2 separate regions of the Homo sapiens genome follow, and region 2 is linked to region 1. A link is an interaction called in ENCODE POLR2A ChIA-PET data of the cell type or tissue named here. Cell type or tissue: PC-9. All regions are shown on one strand. Each heading gives the region's core, and the rest is flanking DNA. Links, peaks and the distances in the headings are about the cores only.

Region 1 (5,762 bases), core at 1-4,000:
ACACACAGAGACAAAAGTATGCTATGATAAAGTTACATATACCCACAAATATTGACTGGCAGTCAAAGATGGGGTGGGTGAGGGAGGTTAGTTTCTGAAACACAGCATGATACAACTCTTCCTCCCACAATTATTGGATTAAATGTTGGCACAAAGTTTAGATATTTCTGCCACATTGTAGATTCTACCCCATTAATTTTGATGCCAAATTTCAATTTACCACCTCTATTCAAGATTTTATGCTGTATGAATATTTTGGAATTTAAAATGCTGACAGTATATCTTCTGGGCAGTCAGAACCAAAAAGGAGGAATGGAAAGGAGGAATTCGGGAAGGGTTAGGGGAAAGTTAGAATATAAAAAGGCTAGGAAATAGATTATTAACAGAATTTCTAGAATAAAAAGTTTTCCTTTGGTTAGGTTGTTAGGTCAGGATGGAAAATTCCCCAAACTCCTTCTTCAAGTATTTCAGGAATGTCAATGAAAGTTTCACTTTTACAGGAACAGCTTTTCTTAAAAACCAAAACCAAAAAAAAAAAAAAAAAAAGCCAATATATTAAGAGCTTTAATATCAGAAACTTCAACTTTTATAGATCTTTATTCTTCAAACTTTATGTCAAATTACAAATAAATAGTCCATACCATGTAGCTCTTTATGATACACGTCTTCAGGCAGAAAACAGCAACAACCAAGAACACATCGGAAATGAACTCACAGTAAATAACCAATTTTAAGTAGAGAAAGGATATATGACATTTCAGTGTGGTCCAATATGTACACTGTTTAAAAGCGGATCCCCCTGTAAAACATCACAGATGTACATAATTCTTATGGGAAAAAAAGAGCCCACACATCAGAGATTTTTAAAAGTTTTTTCAAAGTTGTATCACAGGGACTGGTTGTTTAAAAATGGCAAAATCTTGAGTATTTTAGCAGCAAACAAGTAAGTTATTCCAGGTTAATCTATTTTTAAACGTTGCTGAAAAAGTTGCAAGCTTTAGAGAACATTATAAATATCAAATCCACTACTGAAAAGCAAAGTAGTATTTAGAAAGTAGATACTACTTTCAGGTTTGTTCTGTGTCAGCAAAAACTTTTTCATGAAGTTTCTGCTAAGAAGGATGTCAGTGGAGGAGCAGTGGGGAAATAAATGGAGGTGGCCACCAGTCTTGGCTCTAAGTTGCTAAACTTACTGGAACATGTAATGCTTACGAATTCTTCATAGAGCTTAGTTTATTCCCAGTAAACAATAGTTCTTAAGAACCATTCTTTTAGATCTGTATCTTATTGTCAGATATTTGTATTAGATTTAGCAATTTGAAATTCCTTAAAATTTTGCTCCCCAAATATCTCCTGGTTAAACCAGTATTTCTTATATGAGTCATAATTGAGTGGTTTTTTCATTGAACAGTTTTTTCCTCTTGAAAGGGTAATTTTAGAGGATATTATTTTTTAAGTCACTAAAGATAGTTTTGCTTACAGACAAATTTGTTTAAAAGGGGACTCTACTTAATTTCACTTTCTACTGTGGCATTTGACACCTGGCATCTGACATTTTAGGACTGAAAGGAATTATAAACTTCATATGAGAAAACAAACGAAACTAAATAGAGTTTAAGCCTGCCTCATTAGATGGTTCCATCAGTGATCAGCTACATAATTCATCTGACACTATTTCAAGTCACAATTATCAGTATCTCTCCTTTGAAGCATTCACACTTTTTTCCTAGATACAATCTCCTTTTTTTAATCATCTGAAAGCAAACAATTATTCTAAAGACAAGGCATCAGAAACAAATTCTCTCCGCCCACTGAGATTTAATTTTTAGATCACAGCATCCTCATATAGAAGTTCCATTCAATATTTTTACTTCTTCTTGGCAGTTATCCCAAACATTAATATTTAATTATGAAAAGAGAAAAGCATTCAAAACATAATACAAATATACAATACAAGAAAAGTTGAAAACAAAAAACACTGTATTGCAATGTCTCCACATACGATGTTTGTGATGCAACCAAACACACACTACACAGTCCTGGCTGCTCCTAACACTCCCCTTACTTTACACAGACCTAGGTTCATCTTTTTTTTTGTTTTTGTTTTTTTTTTTTTTGATTTTTGCCTTTTGATGCCTACAGTAACTGAGAATCAACAAAGTAACTAGTCTGACATGAAAAATGTGGTGCCTATGATTTAAGTCCTGATTTGAGCACATCTTAATTGGTGCACTATTGCTTTTGATAATCCAGATATAACAACAGACAAGCAGTAATAAATGAAGAGACTATGTATCACACAAGCAAGGTTTCTGAATTACAAATAACTTCAACAATGACATCAAAACCTATGAATTAAATCTTAACTCACGCGGTTATAAAGTTAAATTCTCATGTGTCTTAGTGAGAATGCTATCATCAAATACATTCTAAATTCTTTCATTTTTTAGTGTACAAAGGTTATGGGAGAAAGGATAAGGTGCTTTTTAAATAAGCTACCACTGACTCACACACATCCATACACGCATCAGTGCAAACTAGGAAAAACACTAATTTTAAAATGAAATAATGATTATCTAGACTAAAAGGAGACTTTGAGATAGAATAATTTTCCATGACTAATTTGTTTACAAATATAGATAACTCAATGTACATATAGTCAACGAAATATTCAAAGAATAACTTTATATACTCTTGTTCTTTAAATTCTATCCTCTCTTTCAGAATTCTTCCATTTAAGTTTGGGTATTTTCCTAGTTTCAACAGATGAACAGAAGACTTCATTGAACATTTTGACAGTAAGCTACTAGAGACCAATTATCAACTGGTGCTACACATGCTGTGTTATCTCCCTTACTATTAAACTATAACCCTCTCTTGCTATTTTGTTTCATGCATCACCAACCAAACTTCATTTTTTCTAATAAAAAATAAATATATAAAGAAGACACTGACAGGCATATATTCACAAGATCTCAACTTCTTAAAACATAAGTATGGGTATATTTATTTCTCTCAAATGCATACAAGACAATAATTACACAGCAACAAATCTTTTGTTCAACAATGATTTGATTCATAAGCATTTGAAATTTACATAATTTCATATCAATACCCTTGTATTTTTAAATACAGTAAGTAAAAAAGCCCCCAAATAACCAATTCTTATATTTCCTATTTATCCCTCTATACATCCAAACTTTTAAAAAGTTACAAACTGAACATTATACAGAACATATAAATCATGTTTAAAAACTTGAGGTTTTAAAATCACTGCTTCCCCAATATGATTCAGAAAAATTCTCATACTGACAAGTACAGTCATAGGTGGTAAAGTAAGTTGGTGGCGGGGAAAATGAAAGAAGAGACAGACACAAGTTTGCTGTCTTAATGTTTTACTAATCCTGTCAGTTAAAAATGGTGACGTCATGAGAAGTAATAGTTTAATATGAGGAATGGAGTTTGCCTTGCAGCTTGAGACATGCATTTCAAGTATTTTCCTATTTGATCTGAGCTCACTGTAGCAAACTGATGCCAGAAGAGAATAATTATTTTCTTCCATACATTCGCTCAATGTCCGCCTGGTAATGTGTTTTAAGCTCTTTGCGTTTCAGCTTGAAGGCATCTGTCACCAGACCAGTTTCAGGGGTCCACGGTTCAGGACTCAAACGAATTTTTACTGGAATTTCAAACTTTTCCAGACTTGCTAAGATGATTAAAAAAAAAGAAAAGAAGAAAAGGTATTTAAGTTCTTAGCAAATGGTGTAACTTCCCCACTTTTTGCGTATCCATCAAAATGCACAACCAACAAGTGAACCATGAATGTCACTTCTAAAGAATCTATTCCTCAAAATACAAACATAAGTAAAACAATAAACTATTTAACAAGTCCCCATCAAGAGGAAAATGAGTTAAATAAAATATGATATAGGAACAAAATAGAATATATATTCTGTCATTGAAAACGAGTTAGAGCCAGGCATGATGGCTCATGCCTGTAATCCCAGTAACTCTGAAAGCTCAGGCAGGAGGATCGCTTGAGGCCAGGAATTCAAGGCCAGCCTCGGTAACATAGCGAGACCTTGTCTCTAAAATAAGTAACTTAAAAATATTTTTTAATAGAAATAAAAAATATAAGCTGGGTATAGTGGCATACGCTTGTAGTACCAGTTACTCAGGAGGCTGAGGTGGGAGGATGACTTGAGCCCAGGAGATCTGAAGATGCAGTGAGCTATGATCGTGCTACTGCACTCCAGCCTGGGCAACAGAGCGAAACCCCATCTCATTTAAAAAAAAAAAAAATTACATTTAGACAGGTATCTAATAGGGTATCCAATATAGTCACGCATCTCTTAATGACAGGGATATGTTCTGAGAAATGCATCACACACTTGGCAGTTTTGCCATCATGGGAACATCATAGCATATCTTACACGAATGTCGATGGTATAGCCTACTATATATACATCTAGGCTGCATTATCTAGCCTACGGCTCCTAGGCTACACACCCGCACAGCACGTTATTGTACTGAATACCATAGGTAATTGTAACACAATAGTTAAGTATTTGTGTATTTAAGTGTATCTAAACATAGAAAAGGCAGTAAAAATACATTATAATCTTACGTGACCACTGTCATATATGCAGTCTGTGTCTGTCACTGACTGAAACTTCATTATATGCTGCATAAATGCCTATTGTTAGGTTAAAAAAAAAAAAAAAAAAGACAAGTTCCAGCACAGGCTGCATAAACTTATATGCACCTAGATGTGAGGAGAAGGATACATACCAAGCTATAAACTCCACACCTCTAGAGCCTGGTATCCAGGAGAAAGGAAATGGGGAAATTCACCTTTTCCTTTATGCCTATTTGTTTTCCTTGAATTTATTATGCAGAGCACATTTACTTCAGAAATTAAAAAATAATAAAGTTTAAGACAAATTATGTCATTGAACCAGGATATTCCCTACAAGCTATGTGGATACAGAATGCTTGCTCACTATTGTGTTACTAACATATTGCCTAATACTAAGGAGATTCATGATAGCAGCAAATGAAGGGAGAAAGGAAGGGAAGAAAGGAAAACATTTAAAGGAGATTAAGGGGCAGATGTAGTTTTGAAAAACCGTATGTCGTCAGTAGGACTGACTTATTTTTCTAAGCATTTGTTCAACAAATATTAAAAAACTATTACTACATGTAAAGTGCTTTACTAAACATTCTTTTAAAAATGCAAAAAAATGACAAGTTTCTGCTTTCAAGTAGCATGCAATCTAACAAAGGGAAATGGGTAAACAGCTAGCCATATGATACATGAAAGAAATGTGTTAAGGAGTGATGTCAGCAAGATGACAATATAGGAAAACGCAGTCCCTCCTTCCCCTACAGAAACATGGATTTAACAATGCTATATGGGCCTATTTATTGCCTGTGTAAGAAACCCAGAAACCACTTAAGAAGTTCCTACACTCCGGGACAGAAGGAAACCAACCGCATCAAAGGCTGGTAGAAAAATGCAAGGCATTCGCTTGCCAGAGACCCTCCCCTCAGCACAGTACAAAGTAATAGGGAAGAAATCCCTAAGAGGAGTGGAACACACATCCAATATTCTGACTTCTGGGGTGCAAGAAACTTGCTTCTGTCTTTCCTGAATCTAAATAACAGGAACAGGGCACCAGGTTGGGAGCTGTCAAGAACAAAGATTAACATGAACCAGAGGCTGCAGTATCACAGACACTAGGTAGAGCTCCAGTACCATG
Region 2 (5,762 bases), core at 1,031-5,030, 130 kb after region 1:
GAGGCGCTCCTCACATCCCAGATGGGGCGGCGGGGCAGAGGCGCTCCCCACATCTCAGAGGATGGGCGGCCGGGCAGAGATGCTCCTCACTTCCTAGATGTGATGGCGGCTGGGAAGAGGCGCTCCTCACTTCCTAGATGGGATGGCGGCCGGGCGGAGACGCTCCTCACTTTCCAGACTGGGCAGCCAGGCAGAGGGGCTCCTCACATCCCAGACGATGGGCGGCCAGGCAGAGACACTCCTCACTTCCCAGACGGGGTGGCGGCCGGGCAGAGGCTGCAATCTTGGCACTTTGGAGGCCAAGGCAGGCGGCTGGGAGGTGTAGGTTGTAGTGAGCCGAGATCACGCCACTGCACTCCAGCCTGGGCACCATTGAGCACTGAGTGAACGAGACTCCGTCTGCAATCCCGGCACCTCGGGAGGCCGAGGTTGGCGGATCACTCGCGGTTAGGGGCTGGAGACCGGCCCATCCGGCAGTACAGTCCAGCTTCGGCTCCGCATGAGAGGGAGACCGTGGGGAGAGGCAGAGGCAGAGGCAGAGGCAGAGGCAGAGGCAGAGGCAGAGGCAGAGGCAGAGGGAGAGCCTTTCTTTTTTTTTTTTGGAGGCAGAGTCTCACTGTATTGCCCAGGTTGGAGTGCAATGGCACGACCTAAACTCACTGCAACCTCTGCCTCCCAGGTTCAAGCAATTCTCGTGCCTTGGCATCCCAAGTAGCTGGGATTACAGGCATGTTCTACCACAGCCAGATAATTTTTGTAGTTTTAGTGGAGAAGGGGTTTCACCATGTTGGCCAGGCTGGTCTCGAACTCCTGACCTCAGGTGATCTGCCCTCCTTGGCCTCCCAAAGTGCTGGGGTTACAGGTGTGAGCAGCCATGCCCAACCTTACGTATTTTCTTTAGTTAAATTTTATAGATTTCTTTTAACAATGAGCTTTCAAAAGTCATCATTATCTCATGGAAGGAGACTTAAGTCCCTTAACCTACTATTGAACATCATCAAATTTTATTTGTTAGAACTGGAAAAGATTTTAAAAGAGGAAGAAGAAAATGGCCACAGCAGTGAAACGGTGCCCATGTTTATTTTTGGAAGAGAATAATTATATAATAGAAACTTTTTAAAATTCTGAGTTATTATTGAAGAGATTGGCAGTGACTTTCAAACATTTTGACCAAAACCCACACAAAAAAGATGTGTGCAACCCAGTGCACACATACACAAATATGTGTATAAGCAAAGGTTTCATAGAACAACGCTTACTTTACCATAGATTCTGGTGTATATATTGTTTAATTGTTTTATTGTGGAGGAAAGGCTCCTCCTACTCCCAGATGGATATGGCCCCCAGTTTGAAAAGTGTGGTACTAAGAAATCTTATTAGAAAGGCACTTGCCCATGCCCTCCAAAATATTCATTTCCTCATAAATGGATTGAGTTCTCATTCCCTGGTTTCTCTCAGTTAGTCCCTAGGTACCTGGAACCCATATTCAGACACCTCTGGTGCATTCTACTATGATCTCCCCATCTCCCTTTCCTCTTGTTGGATAGATACTATGATTTCACTTTTTATGCCTATTAAACTTTAGTTATAATTGGTGGCCAGGCATGGTGGCTCATGCCTGTAATCCCAGAACTTTGGGAGGCCGAATTGGGTGGATCACTTGAGGTCAGGAGTTGGAGACCAGCCTGGCCAAAATGGTGAAACCCCATCTCTACTAAAAATACAAAAAAATTAGCTGGGTGTGGTGGTACACACCTGTAATCCCAGCTATCTGGGAGGCTGAAGCACAAGAATTGCTTGAACCTGGGAGGTGGAGGTGGCAGTGAGCTGAGATCTGACCACTGCACTCCAGCCTGGGCAACAGAGCGAGACTTAGTCTCAGAAAAAGACTTTAGTTATGACTGGTCTTTTATAAATTGTGTGGACTGAATATTTATGTCCCCTCAATATTCATATGTTGAAGCCCTAACCCCCAATATGATGGAATTTGAAAGTGGAGCCTTTGGGAGATGATTTGGTTTAGATAAGGTCATGGGAGTGGGACCCCTCTGATGGGATTAGTGCCTTTATTAGAAGCGGAAGAGATGGGGACTTGTTCTGTCACTACCATGTAAAGACATTGAGAAGGCAGCCATCTGCAAGCCAGAAGGAGAGCTCTCACCAGAACCCAACCATGCTGGCACCCTGATCTCAGACTGGCACCCTGATCTCAGACTTCCAGCCTCAGAACTGTGAGAAATAGATTTCTGTTCTTTAAGCCACTCGGTCTATGGTATTTTGTTCCAGCAGCCCTAGCTGACCAAAACATAAATTTGCAAAGATCATATACTGTAACAGTGTTCATTGATGATATGAGGAAGCTGATCTCTGGCTCCCTCTCCCAATGTCAAGGCAGTGAGCTGGCCTAAGCACTATTAAGCCTGTTCCTTAACATAAGAACAATTTTCCTCTCCCACTCTGTAAGCAACTCTCTGCAACGCTATATGTATGTGCTTCTAGGAAGAGCGGGTAAATGAGATGACACACCCTGCCCACTAGCAATCTGCTACTTTGGCACCTAGGTTTGGGAGGGTGAACAGAATCATTTGTTTGTCTCAGCAACTGCATATATTAGTCATATCCAGAACAGATCATGCAGAAAAGGTCAACGTGGGTATGTTGTCTAATTCTGCAATATAGGGCAGAAGAGATACTCAGATCTGGAGCTGCCTGCCACATGTCAATTTGCATTAAGGGCTGGAGAACTTCGTGGTGAAAAACCTTTTCTCAAGGGAGAGAGAGCCATGCTCAAGAGGCTTGACCCAGGACAAAAGTCTTAGGCCCTGGAGAGGAGGAGAGGAGCGGTCCCTAGAATAGCACCGAGTCTTTCATTCTTATCTATGTCTGGCACCATCTCAATGGAGACTGTCAGTCTTAAAGGGATGGGGAGGAAAGACTGGGGCAAAGAGGGCCTCTAAGTGGAAACCAAAACAAGTATTTCACTAAAACCTTTGTGAGACATAGGGAAAACACAGAGCTAGGCAATTCTGACTTGAAGCCTCCACATCTCAGCTCAAACATTTACTGGCCCTGTAACTTGGGCAAGTTGCTTTAAACGTCCTATGCCTCAGTTTCCACATCTGCCAAAAAGAGCTGATAATTATACCTACTACTTACCCCACTGGGTTGGATGAAAGGAGATAATACAAAACAAGGCATTTAGTGTAGTGCCCGGCAAAGAAAACCCAAAAACATAGTTGGTACCTGTCATGATTAAGCACAGTGCATACTGTCACAGATACAAAGCCAGTGCGACAGAGAAGGACAGGCGCCTTCTCCGCTTTCCAAATGAATACCGATTTGGGGAGCTTTGTCACCTCAAAGGTCCCTGGCTGCAACAGGAAACAAGCAAAGAGAATTCAGAGACGGAGAAGATGGAAGAAGCAGTTTAGATGTCATTAGAATGCAAGATCCCTGAGGGATTTTGTCCAGTTCAAAATTGTTTCTTGGCATTCAGCGCTACACAAAGTGCATCACAGGGACCCAGATAAATAAGTGATAAATAAATGAGTGCTTGGGTGAATGAATTAATGGATGAATGAACGGTCAGAACCAGGTTCAGCTATGAGCACATGCAAAAGCCATTCTGCATAGTTTGGGGGGACACTTTTCAGGCTCTTTGCAGCCCACAATGATTTGAATTAATAAGCAATTCAAACTTTTCTTGAAAAAAATTGTCTTTAGCTTGAGCATTTACTGGGTGGGAGGCACTCTGCTAGGAGCATTGTGAGTGTTTGGTGAATGTTGTACAGGTGCCAGAGCAAGTGAAGTTGACGCTACGTAGGTCCTTCCAGAGCCTGGTAAAATCTGACATTGGTTGAGCATTTCCTATGTGCCGGGTACTATCTAAGCCTTTCATGTAATCCTCCCAATGACCCTCTGAAGGGTCACTGAGCTCTGAGCTCCATTTGCAGATGAGGAAGTCTGACTACAAGTAATATAAAGTAACAGAACGAAGATTACAGCACAGCTGTATTAAAACATCACTGTACTGCTCAGTTTTAAAACCAACCTTCCCCAACTTCTCTTTTCTTTTCCTTCCTTTCTCTCTTTTTCTTCCTTCCTTCCTTTCTTTCTTTCTCTCTCTCTTTTCTTTCTTGCTCTTTCTTTCTTTCTTTCCTTCTTTCTTTCTTTCTCTCTCTCTTTCTTTATTCTTTCCTTCCTTCTCTCTCTCTTTCTTTCTTTATTCTTTCCTTCCTTCTCTCTCTCTTTTCTTTCTTTTTTTTTGAGACAAGCTCTCACTCTGTCACCCAGACTGGAGTGCAGTGGCACTATCAAGGCTCACTGCAGCCTCAACTTCTTGGGCTCAAGCAATCCTCCACCTCAGCCTCCCAAGGAGCTGGGACCACAGGCGCATGCCACCATGCCCGGCTAACTTTATATTTTTTGTAGAGATGGGGTTTCACCATGATACCCAGGCTGGTCTCAAACTCCTGAGCTCAAGCAATCTGCCCACTTCTGCCTCCCAAAGTGCTGGGATTACAGGCATGAGCCACTGTACTCATCCTAGGGCTTCTATTTTTCATCAGCTGCAGGATTGGCCCTCAGGGTTGCTGGAGTGATAGAGAATTGTAAACTCTCAGCGCTAATAGAAAAGTCAGAGATCACCTAATCCTACAACTGGATTTTACTGACTTGGAAACTGAGATCCAAGAGGCACTATGAAGGTCCCAGTGCTGGCTACTGGAACATTCCACATATTCCTCATCTCCTACCAGGAAGTCAGGTTTTGAAATCATTTTGTTATAACAATAACTCAAGTTAGGGTGTATATCTAACTAAAATAATGCTGAAAACGTAATAGTGCAAATGAAATCACAATTCATAAAGGCACTCATTCTTTTTCTTGGGTGGCCTAATCTTTAGCTGTGACTAACGTGTGCACCTATATTTGCTTGTGTATGAACAATAACAGGAATTATAACAACAATGGCATTACATTTTTATACACAGCCTTTCATCTCAGGTGTGTAAGCCAAGTCAGCATCATCAACTCATTAATCGTAAGAACACTTCTTTGAGGTTCCCTCAGTGGGTAATTTTATTACCCTTTTTTATGGGTTGAGAAGCTACAACTAAAGTACAGTGACATTCCCAAAGTTACTCGAGAAATTGACAGAAAATCCAAAACTAAATCTTTCTTTCATGCTTGCAGGCATCTATCCTCCTACTAACTAATATTTGGGATATTCAGGTCATAGAGCATTGTTTATTAGATTAGTACTTATATAGTCTCATAAACTTTTTAGTAAGACAATAAGTTTATTAAGATTAATATTTTAAAAGCCAATTAACTCCTTTTAATATGCATATATAAGGTGCGTTTCTAACATTTCCTTGCATTCTATCCTGAAACTCACTTCATTTTTTAAAATCTTGATTTTTTTCATAGTCTTATTCTTTCTTTAAGACTTTTTTTAAGAGCAGTTTTAGGTTCTCAGCAAAGTTAAGAGAAAGGACAGAGACTTTCCATATGCCCCCTTCACCCACACATGCACGGCCTTCCCATTGTCGATGTCCCCACTAGAGTGGAACGATTAGTAGAATTGCTGAACCTACATTGACACATCATTATCACCAAAGTCCACAGTTTACACTAGGGTTCACTCTTGGTGTTGTATAGTCTGTGAGTTTGGATAAGTATATAATTACACGTATCCATCATTAGAGTATCATGCAAAGGATTTTCAATGTCCTAAAAACGCTCTGTGCTAGGCCTATTC

Evidence for each region. ChIA-PET counts read pairs that join two places held together with the same protein. Peaks named below come from ENCODE experiments on the same cell type or tissue, not always from the same donor. Only the 100,000 strongest peaks of a DNase experiment are listed, where the experiment ranks them.
Region 2: POLR2A ChIA-PET joins it to region 1 with 5 read pairs; 3 of 35 experiments call an interaction of 5 or more read pairs at or near these places.

The regions. Positions count from the first base shown.
Region 1 is chr2:222,939,441-222,945,202 of GRCh38, reverse strand. ACSL3 (acyl-CoA synthetase long chain family member 3) reads right to left here. Exons shown (of 17, transcript NM_004457.5): 17 at 564-3,706. The coding sequence ends at 3,549. Among named protein-coding and RNA genes, the nearest start is that of ACSL3-AS1, 23 kb to the right of the region's middle. RefSeq lists a silencer at 1,032-1,181. In PC-9, for the core only: no CTCF peak of the experiment used is centred there; DNase peaks (open chromatin) are centred at 1,262 and 2,442; H3K4me3 peaks cover 1,212 bases; H3K27ac peaks cover 3,236 bases.
Region 2 is chr2:222,810,474-222,816,235 of GRCh38, reverse strand. No RefSeq gene overlaps it. Among named protein-coding and RNA genes, the nearest start is that of ACSL3, 48 kb to the left of the region's middle. In PC-9, for the core only: no CTCF peak of the experiment used is centred there; a DNase peak (open chromatin) is centred at 2,575; H3K27ac peaks cover 393 bases.